2 separate regions of the Mus musculus genome follow, and region 2 is linked to region 1. The links are chromatin loops, found by intact Hi-C in ENCODE. Cell type or tissue: heart. All regions are shown on one strand.

Region 1 (2,500 bases):
GTCTTGCAAGGCAAACGCTTTTACCTGCTGAATCATCTTGACTGCCATTATTATTATTATTATTATTATTATTATTATTATTATTTTGAGGTAGTCTTGCAATATACCCAGACTGTCCTCAAACTCTCAGCCCTCCTGCCTGAGCCATCACCTGAGAGCCACGTATATGTCACCAAATCAGGCCGAGGTTTAGGGTGTTTAAGGCCACTGCCAAACTGTGAACTTAAAACAGCCTTACTCCGGAGCATTGATGGATCTAATTGCTGGGGCACAGCATCCTTCTCACAGAATCTAGCAACTTGGAGATGGGGTTGAGTGAGGATAAAGTAGTTGCAGGTTGCACTGCATTTTTACACATCATTCCAATTTGTTGAAGCACTCTGATCCACACTAGGCACAGAGGATGTGAGATAACCATGACACCCCGCTTCCATCCCCCAATTTAGCCTTTCTAATCAACTCACTCATCACCCTAGCCTGGGAGGTACCACAGAATGAGCAGATTAAGGAAAACCAGAAGGCAAATTTCCCAAAGGTGACATTCACTGACGGCAATTCCGCAGTAGACCGCGTGTCTCAGGCCCCTGTCCTCAGGGTGTAAAGTACTCGCCCCTGCGCGCTGAGTGGCACTCAGGTGACTCATTAAACTTCTCCAGGTGAACGGAAGACAGGAATCGGTCCAGGTGGGGCAAAACAGCACGGATAACGTTTTCAGAGTCAGGCGCTGCCTCAAGCACTGGGGTTGTGCTGGAGCGGGACGCTGTCCCACCGTTTTGGCCTAATTCAGAGCCCGGGACACAGGACGACTTTACAAGAACTTTTGAGTATCTTGATTTCAAATAGAGAAGGATCACGAAAGGAGATCCGCGGTCAGAAGGATTAAAAAGTTCTTAAGGACATGAAAACTTTCGCAAAAGTTTTCCAGGAAAAGGCGGCCGCGCCTAACAGAAGTAGCCGAGGAGGCCGCCGCCCCGGGAACCGGAGGGGACGATGAGTCCCTGCGGCTGCAGCGGGGGAGAGGGCGCGAGGCGGGCCGCCGCATGAGGTCACTTGGCACCCAACCAGCAGCAGCTGCGCCGCGGAGAGAGGCGGTGTCAGGCTCCGGCTCCAGGGACCTTCCCCGCCCACCCCCTGAGGGGCGTGGCTTCGGGGGGACCTCCCGGCCAATCCGCGCTGCCCAGCCTAGGCCGCGCCCCCAGCGCCCTCCAGGCTCCCTAGTGGTCGGTCCGTGGAAGCTAGAGCGCTCCGCTGTCTTCCTCGCCTGAGGCCACGCCCCCAGCTGTGGCCCGCCCATTTCCCCCCCACCCCTGCAGGATCCTGGCCACTGCTCCGCCCACGCCCCGCCCATAGGGCTCCGCCCAGCGGTTTGAAGCGGCCGGGACCGCAACCCCCTCAGAGTCGCGCGCGAGGCGTGAGGCGGTGCTGAGGATCTGAGGCCACGGGCAGCCAGACGCCGGGACTGTCCAGCGAACGAGCAAGCCAGCGAGTGAGCGAGCGGCGGGAACCCGCAGCCACAGCAGCCCCGGAGCCACAGCCGCAGCCGCCGTCCGCGGAGCCCAGCCCAACCGGCCATGGCGCTGTCGATGCCCCTGAACGGGCTGAAGGAGGAGGACAAAGAGCCCCTCATCGAGCTCTTCGTCAAGGTGAGCGCTCACCGTCCCGAGCGACGCGGGCTGACGTCCCCGCACCCCGAAGCGCCCCCACGCGGCATCCCCGCAGCCCGAGGCGGCGCCGTACCTCCCGCGCTCATTCCCATTGTCTGGGCTCCGCGCCTTCCCGCCTCGCAGCGGGACCTTGGCGGACCCTGCGGGCGCGGCGACAGGGAGGCGACTCCGCAGGGCGGGACGCGCCTCAGCTGCGCCGCGTGGGTACTGTCACCCTCCTCGCCGTGTCCGACCCCACCCCGCCGCGAGCCCCAGCCTCGGGCCGCGGGGCTGATAGCTCACCCAACTTACTGGAACGCTAGCGCCTGGCCCGGGTGAAACTGAAACTTTAACTTTGATACAATGTTAAATAAAGTAAAGGGGAGGAGGGACCCGGGAGCCGTAAACCCAGCAGTTGGGAAAAGTGGTCTAGGGAAGATCCCGAGTTCAGAGCCAGCCTTGGCTGCTTAGTAAACCCAGGGCAAGCCTGGGATAGGAGGGACCCTCATCCCAGCCCTCCTCCCGCATGGGGGAGGGGAGAATTTTTTTAATGCGGGCGTGGTGACTCGGCTATGACCCAGCAGTAGAGGCTTGAGGAGTCCCTCGAGTTCGAGGCCAGCCTGGGTTACAAATGTGAGCCTCCGGACACACACCCAAAACCCAGGCAACTAACTGCAAAGAAGAAGAAAAAAAAAAAAAAAGGAAAAGAAAAGAAAAAGCGAAAAGAAGGGTGGATGCCCCAAGGCTTCCGGAAAATACAGAGATTCCCGACTTGGGTTTTCCTGTCCGGTGTTTTACCACCATCTGGTTTTCTTGTTTCTCTAGCGCGCCTGTTTTCACATGATGCAACCTTTTGG
Region 2 (2,500 bases), 53 kb after region 1:
ATCGGTCTATCTTTTGGTAACAGGTACAAGTTGGCCGGGAGTAGGTTTATGTAACCTAAGCACTAAGAGAGAAGTGAACCAGGCGTGTGGTGCGCATCTTTAATCCCACCGCTACTGGGGCAAAGGGCGGCTAAGGTGATGCTGTGAGACCATATCTCAAAATTAAACTATCCACCCAGAGTTTCTCACGTACTAGCTGAGAGCTCTAACACTGAGCTATACCCTCGCTCAATTGTGTATGTATTTTAACAACAGGAATGTTGATAACACATTTAACACTTCTGCCTTGAATCTGCCCGTTCAAACATGTAAGTAACAGAGCAAGTTATGTTTATTGGAAAAGCTAAGGTTGACAGGGATAATTTTTAAAAGATAGGATCTTTTCGTTCTTTGAGACTGTCACACATGCACACAATGTACTTTGGTCCTGTTCACTCCTCTCCTCCCACCAACTCTACCAGATCCACCCCATCTCCCCACACTTCCAGCTTCAGGTTTTGTTTTTAGCAATCCACTGTTTACAATTTTCTGTTCACATCTTCCTGGGTGTGGGGCTGTGCACTGGAGCATGGGTGACCTACCAGTAGCCACACCTGCAGAGAAAACTGACTCAGCCAGGGATGGGGGTTCACAAGTCTCCCCATTCCCATGCAGAAATGCTTTGTGCAGGTGACCCCAGCTACCGTGAGTTTGTGAGTATAGGGTCCCGTTGTGTTCAGAAAATATTTCTCTGATCCTTCCTGACTTACAACAGGGGAATAGTTGAATGAATATAATTTCAGTATGTAATTCAATAACAGATCCAAGGTGACTGGGAGTCATTTTATATAAAACAGTGAGTGGTGTAGTGCACTTGCACGTTCATATTATTGTGCATTATAAATGCTTCCTGCCACTGATCCCAGCACTCTGGGGGCCGAGCAGGAAATGGCCGGGCATTCCAGACTAGGCTGGCTACAGAGTGATCTCCTGGGCACCCCCACATCCCTTCAAGTCATTCCATGTCCAAACAAGTCTGCCTCTGGCTTTATAAATTCTTATTTATATATTCTTCTTATTTAATAGGAATTCTATTTGCCATTTCCCAGTTGTTGGACCTTGTAGATGGCCTCTTTGACTATGCTATCGGGTATTGCCCTTGAGCTAGGTTACAGGTAGGTGTGGGAAGGTTTGCACCTTTCCTCGTCCTTTTGAGACGGTGTCTTACTGTTGGCTGCAGCTCTCCTGGATGCAGATTATAGCCCGTACCACCATCTCTAGCTACTTTATGCATTTTGCCAAAATTTCAAAGTCTGTACCAGTTTGTATTTCCACGAACTGCAGGTGTTCATTTCCATATTTTCTTAGGCCAAAAGTATTATTTTTAATTTTAATATAATTAATTTTCAGCTGTGTATACTATACTGCTTTTTTGTTTGTGTTTTGAATAGCTTCTTAGAGATAGAGATGGAGTGCTAAGCAGCCCTCCTAGCTTCTAGACAGATGACTTTCTGCTGCTCTGCTGCTGCCCCCCAGTGGTTGGTCTCGGTGTGCTGAACTTCACAACTTCGTTCCTTTCATTTTGGAACCTCCTAGTTAGTACCTGTGTCTTTTTTTCATTGGTCATACCTTATGATGATAAATTATTATTAATAATGATTAGCATAGGGGCTGGAGAGATGGCTCAGCGGTTAAGAGCACTGGTTGTTCTTTCAGAGGACATAGATTTAATCCCTAGCACTCACATCACAGCTCACAACTCTCTGTAACTCCACTCTCAGGATGTCCAGTACACACATGGTATACAGACACATATGTAGGCAGAACAACCCATACACATGGGATAAAAATAAAAGTTTAAAACCATTTAAAAATAATGGTTAACACAAACTATAACTGATTTTCCTCTCAGTTTTCACTGGTTTTTATTCAGTCTTAGGGTTCTCTTAAGATCCCAGTACTTGGAAGGCAAAGGCAGATGGATCTCTGAGTTCGAGGCCTGCCTGGTCTACAGAGGGAGTGGAGAGAGCTCCTATTGTCCGTGTTTTTTCTATGCTGTCCCTGCTCCCTCCTAAGGCTTCCTGGCCTTGTCTTTCCAGCTGCACACAACTGGCTTAGTCCAAGTTTGAGTCATGACAGTCGTAGCATTTCAGTCCACTTGGCTCTTATGGAGGCTGCTGCCAGTCCATCCTGTAACTGACTTTGTAGTCTGAACTCGTGCCTTGGGTAAGGCAGGGCTGTTCTTGGGCGCTCGTGTTAGCAGGCAGGCTGAGAGCCCTGGCTCCCAGGCTCTCTGTTTAGGTTGTGTGCACGGGTCTTGGTGCCCTTGACACATTTCTTCGTGAGCAGGATTATGCTTTCTGTCTTGGAAGACTTTCTCCTAGCTCTGAATTAGTAGACTTGCCTTTCCCCATATATCGTTGCAGTTTACCTGTTAGTGGGATTGGGCCACGGCTTGCTGGTGAGGGCCACAAACCATGCAGACGGTTTTGTTGGTTGGCAGGATAGACCTCTCTCCTTC

What was found. Hi-C counts contacts between places; a loop is a spot of excess contacts. Peaks named below come from ENCODE experiments on the same cell type or tissue, not always from the same donor. Only the 100,000 strongest peaks of a DNase experiment are listed, where the experiment ranks them.
Region 2: it touches region 1 in a loop (4-fold over the local background); 21 of 42 quality-filtered maps call a loop at or near these places.

Annotation. Positions count from the first base shown.
Region 1 is chr4:135,271,661-135,274,160 of GRCm38, reverse strand. It overlaps Clic4 (chloride intracellular channel 4 (mitochondrial)), which reads left to right and starts at 1,401. Exons shown (of 6, transcript NM_013885.2): 1 at 1,401-1,643. The coding sequence starts at 1,572. In heart, CTCF peaks have their summits at 1,200 and 1,739; DNase peaks (open chromatin) are centred at 1,230, 1,890 and 2,180; H3K4me3 peaks cover 2,203 bases; H3K27ac peaks cover 2,308 bases.
Region 2 is chr4:135,218,838-135,221,337 of GRCm38, reverse strand. The region is part of intron 4 of Clic4 (chloride intracellular channel 4 (mitochondrial)); the gene reads left to right. Among named protein-coding and RNA genes, the nearest start is that of Clic4, 53 kb to the left of the region's middle. In heart, a CTCF peak has its summit at 1,518 (motif pointing left); no DNase peak of the experiment used is centred here.